2 separate regions of the Homo sapiens genome follow, and region 2 is linked to region 1. A link is a loop called in an ENCODE intact Hi-C map of the cell type or tissue named here. Cell type or tissue: PC-3. All regions are shown on one strand.

Region 1 (8,000 bases):
GGAAGACTTATGTCCATTTCTCTCTCATTTCCATTTCTACTCTACTCTTCACTGTGTTGTCATATAGAGGCAAAACCCCCTTAACCAGGTATAATTTTACAGTTGCAAACTCAGCAAAGCAGCAGAAAAAAATGCCTTTCTATATAGTCTTAGGTTTCCAGTGCCAACATATGATATTCAGTTTTCTACGTTCCTTGTAAATCCATCCCATGACTTTTCTTTCTCCCTGTTTTTGCAAAACAATGCTGACCACATTGACAGAGACAACAGTGTTCAGCTGCAGAGGGGCAGGTGAAGGTCACTGTAGTGTGTGTCCAATAGGATGCCCCGCGAAATGTATGGAGCTCAGTTCCGCTGCCTGATAACCAACTTTGATCCCCACAACATGGTGGGAACTGAAAGCGTGTTTAAGACTATGCATGTACCCATGTATGAAAATATTTCCATTTCACACCTCAGAGCAGAGATAAAGCGTGTGAATAAAAGAGAGTCTAATACATTTTAAGAGGTCCAGCATGTGTCTCAACAAGTTTTAAAACCCCCGTAAAGGCTGAACACTAAGTCCCTTAGGGTATAAGGGCTCCAGTCAGAGAGTCGGGATTTAAGAGAGCAGGGTGCTCCTAGTATTAAGATGTTTCCACAACTTGAATAATGATAGGTGTCCAAGTATTCTTTTAGCTGGATTGCTGGTTAGAATTTAGACTCACTTGGTGGCGAGAATTAAGAAATTACAGAAACATAGCCATTTTCATCCATTGATAATTATGTAAACACAATGTACTAAGCAGAAAAAGAGTTCTATTTACAAAAAAGCAAGCACAGTCCATAAATCCTACAGATTGGAATGGATCCAGGTTAAGAATTTCTCCAGATGTCAGTCTGTAAACAGGGCTTCATAAAGTGAATTCCCCAATTAATTGTTGGCAAGAGCGGTCTCTACACTATGTTGGTGCATTGCGACCCCCTACCATATGTAGGTGAATTGCTGTCTGGCCCTATCAATTGTTAATCAGTTATGATACAACAAAACTCAGAGAAAAGCAGCTGGGTTCAGCACAAATTCTTCTGATATGGTGAGAAGGTACTGTAAAATTACTGCTCAGGAACTCAGAGCTCTGTTCACTGAAGGAAATGAGAACTCTTCTATTTATTTGCATTACATCTGTTTTTTCTAACACATTTAGTTCTTAACCTAGAGCACTAGGAAAGACACACACCCAGTAAGAACATAAACATGGAACCTAAAAAACCAAAACAAAACAAAACAAAAAAAACCTCTACTCACTATTTTGTTAAAGTCTTCAATCACAGGGTTTTTACACATGTTAACAAGGCCATTAAATCCTCCAAACAGGAATACAAAAGTATTGCCCAGCCATTGTGAGAAGGTGGGGAGGAAAAGAAAGTTAATATTTGCTTTTCCTTGCCATTTGATCAATGTCTGGAACACTCTGCAATGAAATGTAAGATCTACTGTCTTTCAACTAATTCTTCACTATACAGTACAATGTTTTCTAGTTTGAAAAGAAGGTATTTGTGATTTTTTATTTTCCATTTTGTTTCTAAATCCTAAAGAAGTCCAATGTACAATTGGAAAGACACATAATTTTAAGATATTTCCATTTCAAATACTTTCCTTTTCTAACTCCCTCTTCAGAGACCAATACTCTCTCAAAAGTACACATGCACAAATAAAACATTACAGCTACAGTTGAGAAAGAAAGGAAGCCAATGGTTCTGCAATAATAATTTCTCAAAAAAATGAAATGAAATGAAATAGTAAGAGCATAACTCCCCTTTGCCTGGACACCACATAATAAGAGAGCTAGTGTTCTTCACAGCTTTCCCTCTTGCATCAAGTGGCTATTCATTCCCCAATGATCCTGGCAACATTTCTTCAACTTGAGTTTCTTTCCACATCCCAATTAAAAGCCATAATCTTGACCAAATTGTGTTGTTTTTAATAATGACAGAGTCTAGGTGGTGATTAGGAAACTGAGAGTCCAGCTGGGTCACTGGCTTGGAAACAGGTTGAGAGAAGACAGAAAAGAACACAACAGCTCTGGAGTGTGCCTGTTTTATCATATCCTTCCACATAGGACAAGGAAACTGAAGAAACACTCAGGACTCATTCCCAGGCAACTCTACTATCTAGCGATATATTTGTTTAACAGCCCATTAAACAATGTCGTATTTTAAAGAAAAGAGAAATACACACAGAGTGGCAAACTAAACCATTGATCATAGAAAGGGACACTCTGAAAGGGGACATGACATGGCAAGTATCATGTATCTTGAGCAAAGTCAAAGTCTGGGCCTTCATTCCCTTTCCTTTCAATGCAGAAAATATAGCATGTGCTTTCTGAGAGATTAGGATTAAATTAGATGCTTGTAATGGGGCTCATCACAATGCCCGGCACAGAGAAAGACTCCCAGTAAATGTTAGCTATTATTTTCAGTTCTAACTCCCAATATATATTAGTCATTACAAGTTACAGCCAAATACACATGAAACTGCAGGCCATGAATACAGCATAAATTTATATATGACTTTCTAAAAAACGCTCAGGTAAAAAAGTTGAGGATGGAGTAAGTAGACCAGTGGTGGAATGTTCATAGCTGAACTCAGTGGTGAATGGCAAAATTGTCACCAAGGCATTAAAAGTAATTCACATGAAAATACTGTACACATCCCTTTTAAAATGAAACCACGGATAGTCTACTATCATAGATAACCACTCCTCTGAGATTACAATAGGAATTTTTAAAGGGCTCAAATGATGATGATGATGATGATGATGATGATGGCGACGACGGCCAGGGGTACATAATCACATTCATTGTTTTCTATTTACCAGCAGTGCTATTACTACTGAGAAATGCAAACCCACAAGATAATATGACACAAATGGATGAAACATTAAGATAAAAGGGTAAAACAGTGGTAGGTTTGCTTTCTCATGGGAAATCGTAATGGCCAGCAGCTGAACCTTGAAAGAGGAAGTCTGCTGATCTAGTGTTACTAAACATAGGAGGCAGCCAAGGAACAGAGAAATAGAGCAATGTATTTAAATGTATGCCTTGAAGGAAGCAAACACCAATTATTTTTATATGACTTTAATTCTCCCAGTGAATACTTTACGGGTGTTGGCAAGTCCTTCTGGAAAAGGAAGGGATTATTAATGAAGGATTCAGTGGCAACTGCTCACCAGTGCTCTAAGAAATAACACTTAACAAAGAATCATTTAGTTCACACCTCATCTCTAAAGACATAGAAATTTTAAGGATCCTTTTAAAAAATAGTAAAATATTACATTCACATGCAAAGCCCTTTCTATTTTAGTTTCCAAATGATTCTATAGCCTGTGTGATAAACAAATCAGCTTCCCACAGGAAAATAAACATATAGAGGGAAGGAGTTAAATTTTTTTCCTCTTATGCAAAGAGTAGGTGCTTAATATTTACTTGTTGACTTAAAAAGGAATTCATGAAACTTGAGGAAATACAGCCTTTAAAAAAAAAGTCATCATTTAAGAATGTTCCACCACATCCTTCCAGGATTGTGGGCTGAGCACAGCCCACTAATGTATAGGCTAGTAAATCTAAGGAAATGACCAATCAGCTCCTGTATTCTATCCTGTTTCTCCAAAAACATAACCCATTCACTCAAGCAAATTCCTATATTATGTAAAATGAAATCTCTCTAGCTAACTGCCTGCTCTTAAAATTCTCCAGTTGCTTCAAAAGCATGGCCTCTGGAGCTAAACCGTCAGAATTTTAATCCCAGCTCCATGATTATTAGTTTTTTTTTTAAAAAAGAAAAACTATTTACTTGATCTTTCTCTGCTTCAATTTCCTTATTTGTAAAATGCAGATAATAATTATACCTAGTTCATAGGGTATTGTAAAGATTAAGTGAGTAAATGGATGTAAAGCGCTTCAAATGGTGCCTGACTCATAGTAAATGATACACAAGTGTTATAATAATAAGCATTTACAGCATCAGCATCATTTTTGCCCTATACTGCCAAATTATTCCAGTCTAAGCCTGAGATTCTCATGTAAGATGAGTGGGGAACTGAAGGTACAAAGGGTAGTAAATTTTAGGAAGACAGAGCAGCAACTATAGCTATCTAGGAACACCAATAGTTGGGTTAAATATTCAAATAAAACCTTAATTGGTTGTCTGATCTGGTAAAAAAAAAAAAAAAAAACAAAAAAACAAAAAAACAAACAGTGGCCAGTAAGAAATAACAGCTTTGTAAAGAAAGAACAAAGATTAGGGTCCAGATCAATAATAGAGGACAACAATATACATCAAATCAAGAAAAATTAACTATCTCTTGACCCCACTTTCATGCCAGCATTTTCTTCCGTTTCTTTGCTCCTCTTAGCAGCAAAGCTTCTCCGAAGAGTTCTCTATATATGCTCTTTACAACTCTTCTTTTTTCCTTTCTCTCACACATCCATCCCAGTCTAGCTTTTGCCTCTGCCACTCTACAGAAGCTGCCCAAGATCACAATGATCTTCACATGGTTCCATCAATGGGCTAATTTTCAGCTCTCAGCTGACTTGATCTGTGAGCAGCATTTGACACAGCTGATCATTCAGTCTTCCTTGAAACTTTTTTTGCTTGACTTCTAGGATACCACATTCTACTGCTTTTCCTGTTACCTCACTGCAGGCTCTTTTTCAGTATTCTTTGCTGGTTCCTTCTCTTCTCCCAAACTTCCTAAAAGTTACAATATCCAGCACTCAGTTTTTGGTCCTCATCTCTTTTCTAAACTTACTCCCTTGGTGACTTTATCCAGTCTTCTGGCTTTAAAGTAACATTTTCATGCTGACAACTCCTAATTTTGTAACTTCAGCCCAGATTTCTCTCCTGAACCCCAGATTCATACCCAACTTCTTACTTAATATCTCCACTTAGATCTCTAACAGCATCTCAAACTCAACATGTCCCAAACTTTACTCTTATCCTTCACAAACCTTTCCCATCTCACCCCACAGCCTTCCCCATCTCAACTCCACCCTTTCAGTGTCTCGAGCCAAAACTACTAGAGTCATTCTAAATTCCCTTCTTCCTCTCACATATCATGTCCATTTTGTTAGGAAATTCTATTGTTTCAACATTTGAAATATATCCAGAATAAGACCATTTCTCACCACTACTACCACTTTGGTACAATCTATCATCATCTCTTACCTGAATTACAGTAATCTGCAGTTTTGCTGTCTGCAGTTTAAGTTACCTGCAATCAACCACAGTCTGAAATATTAAATAAAAAATTCCAGAAATAATTCACAAGTTTTAAATTGCACTCTGTTTTGGGTAGTGTGATGAAATCCTGGGTCATCCTTCTCCATCCTGCATGGGACGTAACTCATCCCTTTGTTCAGCACATCCATGCTGCATATGCTGCCTGCCTGTTATTGTATAGGAAAACACAACATTTTTTCATAGTACAGGGTTCAGTACTATCTGCAGTTTCAGGCAACCACTGGGAGTCTCAGAACACATCCTCCATGGATAAGGAGGGAATTACTGTATTGCTAAATTGCTTCTCTGAGTAACCCTTAAACTGGACTGCCCATTTTTACCTCTGACCCCCACTATAGTCTATTCTCAAAAGAGTAACCCGTGATCGTTTTAAAAGGTAAAGTCATGTCATTCCTTCATTCAAAATGGCTTTCCCCATTTCACCCAGAGGAAAAGCAAATGAGCAAATGTCTGCACAAAGGCTGCACATGATCTGGTCCCTCCAGCCTCCTCTCCTACCACACCACCTCACTGTCCTCTTTGCTGTCCCTGGAACACACCAGGCCCATTCCCACTTTAGGGATGGTGCTGACCATTCCCTTTACCTGAAACACTTGTCCCTCTGATTTCTGCATGAATAATTCCCTCACCTTCTTCAAGTCTTTCTTCAAAAATTGTCTTGTGAACAAAGCCTATCCTGACCACCCAATTTGAAATTATGACCATGTGGCCCCCACCCCTTTTCTGACACACATTTTCTTTTTCTGTAACACTTAACATTAGCACTTACTACTTTCTCACATACATAGTTCACTTATTTATCATGCTTATTGCTTATTGTCTTCACTTGTGAGAATAAGAGTTCCAAAATGGCAGGGATCTCTATCTAATTTGGTGGCTACAGTATCCTAAGTCTTGGAACAGCGCTTGGCACACAACAGGCACACGATATTTAGTTGTCAACTTAAATGAATGAATTTAGGCTGAGAGATTAGGAGGAAGCAACGGAAACCAAAATCAATTCTAATTTTTACATAGTATTATCTGCCTTTTCCGCTGGGAGGTTGGAAAGCAGTTACAACAGAACACAGTATAGAATCTCTTCTTTCTACTCCCCCAGTAGACCTGGCTGCTCTGTGAACCAAAAAAGGTTCTCAAAAAGTTCTTTGCTTTAGCTGATACAAATCTTTAGGAAATGAATTTCACTGGATAAAAACACATGGAGAATTTGTGAGACTGAATAGGTACAACAACAAAATGTCCACCCCAGAGAAGAAATAAGATCCCAGTAGTAATTTCTGTAGGAATCAAAGTTAAAAAGAAATAACAGAGCATTTGTAATTCCAGTTCTTGATAATAGTTATTTATGGATGAAGAAACTGCAAAAGAAGGTATAAAGACATCTGTCTGCTTGGGAAATTTCTCAAAACGAATGAAGAAGGATCCATGTTATATCCACTGGGGCATCAAGTTATGGCCTGGAACAGTTTATTTTTCCCAGGCTACTTCAAATCTAAACGTGTTTTTAAAAGCAAGCCCAATGAAAGATTAGATAAACAACTGGACAATGTTTTTTACACTCTGGTAACATAAACATTTCAAATTCCTCCCTAACTCTTTACTAGCATAAATCTCTAATTCCAGAGAAGGTGAAATATCCTGAAAGTTTAAACATTACTTTGAATTATTCACATTTACCTCCATCTCTATCTTATATTTTTTTGGCAATAAAAAGTCAGGTTTTGTCCAAACTATGGTACTAAGACTCCCTTGCAATTGTCAAACAATTGGACTAACCCCAGCTCTACTTTCTTTGAAGATGGAACATAGCAGCCCTTCCCAATGGTTTCTGTTCTTTTCTTTCTTACCTCCTATACATCCTGCACTGCCCTTTTTCAAACCAAGCTTTTATAAACACAAAGAGGAAATGTAGAACTGTCTGCCTTCAATTAAGCTATGAAAACAATTTTTAAAATGGTATCAAACACCAAAAAGATCAACTGAAACAGAAAACATCAGGCAGAAGAGAGAGCTCTCTCTGGTTAAGGAAAGGGGATGTAGAATAGGAGCTCCAAGAAGCAGCTCTGTGGAAACACTACAGAACAAAGAAAAGGAAGGGAGAGAATGGAGGGAAACAAAGGATGTGAAAACCCAGAGGGAATGAGGGTAAGTGGCTCACTGTACAATCCACAAGTCAGAAGGTATAGGGATGACAGGGTGGTGGCCAGGAGAGAAAATACTGAGCTGAGAGAGCTGTTCCATTGACATCATAGTCCACAGTTTATGAAAGAACTTCACCTGACCCTGGGTCTCACAACTTTGAGCAGTAGAGTAGGTAAAAATCTGCACCTTTTTTGTTCCCAATTTTTATTTTAGAATCGGGGGTACATGTTCAGGTTTGGAAGGGGTATATTGTGTGATCCTGAAGCTTGGCGTATGAATGGATCCATCACTCAGGGAGTGAGCATAGTACCCAACAGGTAGCTTTTATTAACCTTCACTCCTGCCCTCCCTGATCTTACATTCTGCAGTGTCTATTGATTCTATGTTTATGACCATTGTACCCAATGTTCAGCTTCCACTCATAAGTGAGAACATGTGGTATCTGGTTTTCTGTTTCTGCATAGTTCACTTAGGATAATGGTTTCCAGCTGTATCCATGTTGCTTCAAAGGACATGCTTTCATTGTTTTGTTTTTTATGGCTACATAGTACTCCATGGTGCATATGTACCACATTTT
Region 2 (8,000 bases), 87 kb before region 1:
ATCCCAAGCATCACCCTCTAGAGAGCATTCCCTGACATGCCACCACCCTCCAGGGTGGGGTTAGGTACTCATCACCTGTACTCCCATAATGCGTCTCTCTATCCCAGCACTCACCACTCTAGACCCTAATGATCTGCTCCTGGGCCTTCCTCCTCTGTTGAACTGTCATCAGGAATTTTTGGCCTATTCATCTTTGCATCAAGTATTATGCCTGGCACTTGAAGGGAGTTCAAGAAATGTTTGTTGATACGGTTTGTCTCTGTGTCTCCACCCAAATCTCACCTTGAATTGTAATAATCCCCACATGTCAAGGGCAGGACTAAGTGGAGATAATTGAACCATGGGGATGGTTCACCTCATCCATGCTGTTCTTGTGATACTGAGTGATGGTTTTCTAAGGGGCTTCCCCCTTTGCTCAGCACTTCTTCCTTCTGCCATGTGAAGAGGGATGTGTTTGCTTTCCTTTCTTCCATGAATGTAAGTTTCCTGAGGCCTCCCCAGCCATGCTGAATTGTGAGTCAATTAAACCTCTTTTGTTTATAAATTGCCCAGTCTCAAGGATGTCTTTATTAGCAGTGTGAGAATGGACTAATACATTTGTATAATAAATAAATGGATTAATTTATTGATTCATTTAATATCATCAGTATCTCTGGTATTATTTTTCCTGACTGAAGGGAGAGGAAACTGAGGTTCCAGAATTGTTTAACTTGCCCAAGTTCACATAGTTCATAAGGCAGAGTCAGAATTCACATTCTGAAATAATTATACAGGCAATCATTTTTCTTTTGCACCAGATTAAGAGATTGGAAGGAAAGATGAAGAGAGTTAACTCTTATAAATTATCACAAGTAGCATGAGGCACTGATCTCAAAGAGAGAGACCCACACAGTCAAAGCCTCTTCAAAGAGGAGGCTCTATTTCCCTTATCAATTCTCCTCCCAGAAATGCTTGGCACCTTTAGCTAACGTTTGATGTTGACAGTCTGAGGCAACTGAACATACAGTCAATAGTAAGCAGGAGTTCAGACTTCCAAGAAAACCAAACCCAATTATTGTAAAAAGAAAAAGAAGGCTTTCTGGGTTTCTTTAATATCCAGGTGTTATTTTATTTAGCCACAGAGTACAACGTCCCATTCCTAAGGTATTCTGATGTAAAAGTTAATACCAACATATTCATGTTTCAAGACAGTAAAGACATTTCTGTCTCCTTATTTTCTCCAAAATTACCCCAAACTGTAAGCAGGATGAGAAACAGAAACACAAACTTGCTATTGAAGCTAAATTCAATAGCATTAGGAAACGCCTATAACCTTATGCTGTAATACACAAATGCAGAAACAAGACGGACCAACAGGGTGCAGGAGGGTCAAAATAATGCCTCAATGGCACTATCAATGAGAAGCAAGCTAAGTCACCATGTTAAACTCTGGAAATATTCAGACACTGGAAACACCAAGATGGCACAGGTAAGGAGAGAGGCTGAAAACAGGGATTATTTGAAGTCTGTGTTAGAGTCAGTTATAACTCGACGTTCCGTCTTTACCTGCTGACAACCCTTCCCCCACCGGAGGTAGGTGGTATGGTCTCTGGAGAAATGGAACTCAAGAGACTCCTGAAACAAAGACACAGACACTGAGATGGACATCAGACTAAATATTGAACAGTGTTTACTCCGAGCTCCCTTTCCCACCCACCTCTCAACACCAGCTGCCAAGCTTAAAAGCCTTAGGCAGGAAATTGGAAGATTCTCTTCAGAGGTACCATACCATTGAGAAGATCTATAGATACATTTGAGTCACATATGAAAGATCAGTTAGCAACTAGATGCTATTACAGGGAAGCAGCACCTATACACAATTACAATCAACTTTTTGGTAGGCTACTTTTTACATATTAAAAGGCAGCCAAGAATCACTAAACACTTGAGAAAAGCTTCCAAGAGGAACAAGAGAGACACAAAACAAATAAATATAAGGGAATTCAGAGATTCTCTAGGAAGGAAATTTCAAAGAAATATTGAAACAAGAACAGGTTGCTACGTAAGGGGAATAAACAGGGAATAAAGACTTCTTGAATATTAAAAATAGCTAAATATTTTTAGTCAGCAAAAAATTAAAATGTCAGGTAAAAAAGTCTCCCCAAGAGTAGAATAAAAAAAAAAAGATACATAATAGAAAAGATGAGATAGAGACTTTATTCAGGAAGTCCAATTTCCAGAAAGGGAAATCCCAGAAAGAGAGAATAGAGAAGATGACAGAAAGAAAATTACAAAGAAATAATATGAGAAAAATTTCCCAGACTCCAGATTGGAAGGGCTTACTGAGTGCCCAGTGCAATAAACAAAAAAATACCCATCAAGGCATATTTTCATGAATTCGCCAGGATACTAGCAATAAAGAGATCTTAAAAGCTTCCAGAAAGGAAAACAGACACAAACAAAGGACTAGGAAACAGAATGACATCAGGCTTTTTAATACCAGTATTAGAAGCAATTTTAGGCCTGAAAATGCTGGGTGAAAAAAAATTTTAAGAATCCTATATCTCGGCAAACCATAAATCAAGTGCAAGAAAGAAACACAGATAATTTAAGATATACAAGTCTCAACAAAGTGTCTTACCCATAGACTTTTTTTCCCCAAATGTTACCAGAGGATACAATTCACCAAAATGAGGGAGTAAAGCCAAGAGAGGAGAAATGGGATCGGGAAAACAAATGATGCAACAGGTAACACCTGGGCAACAGGCCCAGAGAGTGACAGTTGTTTTTGGAGTGGGAAATGAAATAATTATTAACTGTAGAAAGAAAAAAACTTCTTAAATAACAGGAAAAAGAGTCATGATATATTACTTGGCATAGCTGATGTGTATATCACTAAATATAAATTTAATCCCAAATTCTGATACTGTTGTCCATAATGCCAGGTTCTGTAGGACACAGTAGTAGTGCTGGTCACCACAAGCCAACAACAGGATGACTAGGGAGAGAATATGGAGACAGCCTTGAAGCTCTTGAGCCTTTGGTTACACTTCCTTTAACAAGGCTTACTAAATATTCTTTGCATACATTGACAAGTAAATCAATGAGTCTTAGAATTGAATCAACTATATGTGCATTTCCCTTTCTGCCAAAGACACAGTTTCATTAAGTATGCAAACATCAGACATGCAGAATGAAAGATGATTTGTAGAAACTCTCAACATCCTGAAGTTTATTTCAGTTGTTACACTTTTTTGTTATACTTTTTTGGCATGCCATCCAGTTTCTTTAGCTTCTAAAAAAATAGGGAGAGCTATGCTTTATTAAGGGTGTATTTTGAGCCACTTTACAAATATCTATTTTTATCCTTATTCACCATCTTACAAAGTAGAAAATTATGACTATACATACATTAATTTAAAATAAATCGGTTGAAATAAAAAATTAGTCAAATGATTAATTAGGTAAAAATGAATATTTCCAGATACATAGAATTTTTGTTTGTATTAGTCATCTTGGTGCATATTAAGCTGTTTTGGTACTCTTTATAAATTTTTATGCATTTTTGCAGGTTTTTTAATTTGGAGAGCAACCCAAAATATTATGGATATTTCTGGATTTTGGTTCACTTTTCAGATCTTTGATTTTTTTTTTTTACATATTTGATTTACCTTTAGCCAGTTCTGTCCACTCTGTCTGGCAATAATTTTTGCTTTACATTTTTATCTCCAGCTCTACATGAACTAACTGAAAGTAAAATGGTCCAGAATTTCTTGTTTCTGATCAGTAATTCACATATTGATGATGTCTGTGTATCCTGGTATGACTTTTCTGATTTTTAATTATAATTTTTAATTTTAATTAATTTTTGTTTAGATAGTTTATCCCTTTCTAAGTACCTTGCTTTTTAAAAAGTGTAAACATATTTTGCAACAGTCACACCACTTCTGCCTTATTAGTAACTGTGAAACAAAGGACCTGCACTACGTAAATGCATATTAGTGAATGTGAGTAAAAGGTACAACAATGTCTACTGGGATGAGCAAATAATGATAAACCGTCTAGGCAAATATTTATCAACTTTTTATTCTACATTCAATTTAAAAAAATAACATTTTAGTGACCAACTAAGGAATAGCCAACAAAAATTGCACGCAAAAAGTAAACATGAAATAAGACATTGTGCAATAAATTTTGTGGAAATAATGACTAACGAGGCAAAAATAGGCATTACTCACAGCTTTACCACTATTGATTTCTCTTTATAGTTCTTTTGGCTTTATTTTATCTTCTATTTCTATTATCTTTTACCTTTTACTAATATCATCAATTTTCATAAATGGCTAAAATTGCATTAGAAATAGTTTTTAAATCTCAAAAGCTAACAGAGAAAGTATTAAGGTACATTAAAAGTTGTTAAATCATCCCAGAAGTCACAAAACACAAATTTGTAAACAAACGCTTTTAAAACAAAACAAAAATGCTTGTAAGGTGCGTTAAAACAAATGCTTTTAAAACAAAACAAAAATGCTTTTATGGTGCATTAAAAGTTGCAAATAACAAATGCAACAATTGGAGGCAGAAAATACCAATATTCAACCAACTGTCATTTTCACAAGTTAATCTTTCAACTTGTGACAATATTCAACTTGAATACTGAAATGACAATATTCAACTTGTCATTTTCACAAGTTAATCTGAAAGTAAATAATCTGTTTCTGTTGCTTTTGTGATGGTCATGTTACCTTGAGCAAACCAGATGAGGGGTTAACACACAGCTGGCTAATAAGAGGCAGAACTGGGAGGTGCATCCAGGCCCGCTGACTCCCAGGCTCCCTGGGATGGGTCTCCCTTATTGGGCTCTGTCTCCTGGCCTTCTGTTTTTTCCTGATTGATACCCTTTATACCTGATTCCAAATGGTTTGTTGGGTGAAAATAAAGAGAAAAAAAATCTCATGTCTAGTATTTCATTTTCCCTTAGCAGTTTTAAAAATTGATATTAGGGGAAATCAAAATCAGTAGTTAAAATAAGACTGAGATTCTAGATGAATTTCACAAATATTTCACATATTCCTGATCCTGAACCATCAAGAGTTGACTCTTCTGGCAAATATGACCCCCAAAAAGTACACTGGATTCCGAACAACACCTTTCTTTGCAGCAAAGACCAGGCATAAACAGGGAGTATCTCGGACATGTGTCTTCTTTGTATGTGGTTTCAAACTGGAATAGGGGTTTCTCTGCCAAAAATTTCCAGGCTGTTGCTGTGTTTTTCGGCCCCCCTTCTTGACTTATCAAATCAGAAAGAAGATTTTTAAAACAGGCAAGGTATTTTAATCCACAGCAGTTCATTTCTCTAACGTTTTAGCTATCTAAAGGATGTGAATACAAAACACAGTATATAGTCAGTATGACAGCATGTGCTTGCCAGAGAGATGAAGCTCTTAACTAAAACAGACAAAGCCAGATATAAATACTTAAATTAAAACAGGAATATTTTAAAACAAAGTAAGTTGGATTTGTGGCTTAGTTTCTTTCATTCTTTCTTTTTTCCCCTCTCTTAAAAAATTAAGTATGTAAGTTTGTTTATAATGCTAGTAAGCAAACCTCAGTTGGAAATTCATTATTATTTGATTAATCAGATTATCTTTTTTAAACATCATCACTTAGAAACATTTAAACTGGGGACAGGTAAGGGAGAAGTATGAGAGAATGAAACAATGTCATTCATATTATATATATTATCTCCTTTAATCCTTACCACAATCCTGTGAAAAGGACATTACCCTGCCCATTTTATAGATGGAGTGGGAAAATGTAGGCTCAGAGAAACTAAGTGGTTCACTCAAGGTCACATAGATAGTAAATGTCCGAATAAATTTTGATATTTATTCTGTCTGTTAAAAGCTTCTATCCAGCATGAAGCACTGCCTCCCAAAGGAGGAAAAGACTCTCAAACACATTATTAAGGTTTCTGAAAAACTATTAACTGGAAGGGAAGCTCGTGTTAAAAGCAGTGAATGAAGACTAAAGGTCACTTATTTCTCTGTAAAGGCTGCGATCTCTCCAAATGCATGTCTTTTTCTGAGCTGACCCCACTAAGCGGGAGGAAACGTAGGAACCAGCGCTGCTTCCCCCAACTTGAAATCCATCTCAAGGATATTGACTGGTTCCTGCATCACCCTCCCATGAGCTTTCAAAACGTTAAACAAACATGGTCACCTCCAACAAATCACCTCTCCTGTCTAGTGCACAGAAGACGATGCCTTGTGTGTAGATTTGCTCGTAGCTTTGATTTGCCCAATTCTGGCAGCTCACCTCACCAGTCCTAACTCTCAGTCGTAAGAAGTTAGTGCACTGGGGCTGAGGGGCTGCTGGCTCGAGTTTAGGATCTGCCGTTTGGCTTCTCTTTCCTTGACTGCTGTGCATTTCGAATCAGGCAGGCATGGGATACAAATCAGCTTACATATCTGTGCCCAAAAATAGGCTCAAAGAAAAAGTCATCTTTTGTTTAATCTGTGGGCAGTTTGTGGGAGTCATCCTTAAGAAGGTCGCACACACATACAGAGAAAAACTTGAAAGGGACTTTTATTCTAACAAATAGAGAAAGAAAAAAGGGCAGACAGAAAAACCAGGGGACAGGAATGGCGTGGCTTCTCACAAGATAGCACTGGTTTTATTTTTCAAATCACAGAGTATGACAAAGAATGGCCGAAACTGCTACTGTGAGCTTGAGGGAATAGATACCTTTTGTCTTCTTGTTCTTTTTTTCAATTTGTGAGAGCAGCTATTGTGCTGTTGTTTTTAGCTGGCCAGGGCCTGCAAGGGAGCCCTTCCCTCTGCTGGTGACGCTGTTTCTCTCACAGGTGTGTTAGTCTTTGGGGGACTCTCATCTAAAACTCAAGGGCATTCCCTGGATTGGTCTTTCAAGCCCTCTTGACCTTAGGGAGTATCTTATTCACTCAGCTCAGTCTGCACTGTTACATTTTAGAGAATAAAGAGTCCCCTGGAAGTATTAAAAGTGCACATTTATGTGCTGGTCCCCTCTGTAAACTCAATCAGATTTAGCTCTGAAAACATAACTCAAAAACAGTTAACTTCAGTAACAAGAAGTTACTGAATATAATATTCCAGGACCAAATAATAAGTCTCATTTTTCCCCCTACAGAACAACTCTCATTTTCCCCCCCAACATAAATTCTGTAATAACATGATTATGCATACGTGTGTATACAGCACCTATTTTTCCTTACCATTCTTGGTCTTCCAGAAAACCATATATCACTGTTATTTATAAAACTGACATAGTACTAATATAGTAATAAAAATTAATAATTTTCAATTCCATACATTTATCAAAGATACATAGATTAATACTAAATTTCCTAGAGACTCCTGATTTAATGTACTCTCTTCCAATGTACGATTATAGCTCATCAACTATGGTTCAAACACAATTGGATTCAGAAAATGTGGTCACTCTATATGGAATGCCAGCTGAAGCTCTCTAAGCAGCTATAAGACCATAGGTTGCCCAAGTAGGCAAAATGTTAAGATTATCACGGTATGAACAAAGTGGTCACTCTTTATCTGCCAAGAGGTGCTGGAGAAGGCCAGCCCCAGAGACCAAAGACAGAAAGGACTGCAGGGTCTGTCCTTGCCCCTTGAGTTCGCCCTGTCTGGAATGGATTTCCATCTTGAAAGTGAGGCATCCAGGTTAGTTCAGGGGCAACAGATACATGAAAGAGACCATGTTCTTGGCTCTGTTAACCTTTCATAGTGGGTTCACAGGGACCCAGTGCCAGGGCACACAGAGGGCACGGCTGGAAAGAGCTATTCCCAGAAAGCTATTGATTCATATAAAGTGAATCTACAGGAAAACAGCCTTCTCCTCACTTTTGTATATCACGTAGCCCTTGGTTCACCTGGCCTGGAACCCCCAGCTTACTACAGTTTTGTGAAAACGACATTATGGACACCCTGGACAACTGTTCCATGGCATCCGGTGCCCAACAACTCTC

Evidence for each region. Hi-C counts contacts between places; a loop is a spot of excess contacts. Peaks named below come from ENCODE experiments on the same cell type or tissue, not always from the same donor. Only the 100,000 strongest peaks of a DNase experiment are listed, where the experiment ranks them.
Region 2: it touches region 1 in a loop (8-fold over the local background); 3 of 110 quality-filtered maps call a loop at or near these places.

Annotation. Positions count from the first base shown.
Region 1 is chr7:33,586,674-33,594,673 of GRCh38, reverse strand. All of the region lies in intron 21 of BBS9 (Bardet-Biedl syndrome 9), which reads right to left. Among named protein-coding and RNA genes, the nearest start is that of FLJ20712, 140 kb to the left of the region's middle. In PC-3, no CTCF peak of the experiment used is centred here; a DNase peak (open chromatin) is centred at 3,553; H3K4me3 peaks cover 495 bases; H3K27ac peaks cover 3,340 bases.
Region 2 is chr7:33,673,846-33,681,845 of GRCh38, reverse strand. No RefSeq gene overlaps it. Among named protein-coding and RNA genes, the nearest start is that of FLJ20712, 48 kb to the left of the region's middle. In PC-3, no CTCF peak of the experiment used is centred here; a DNase peak (open chromatin) is centred at 4,075; H3K27ac peaks cover 2,662 bases.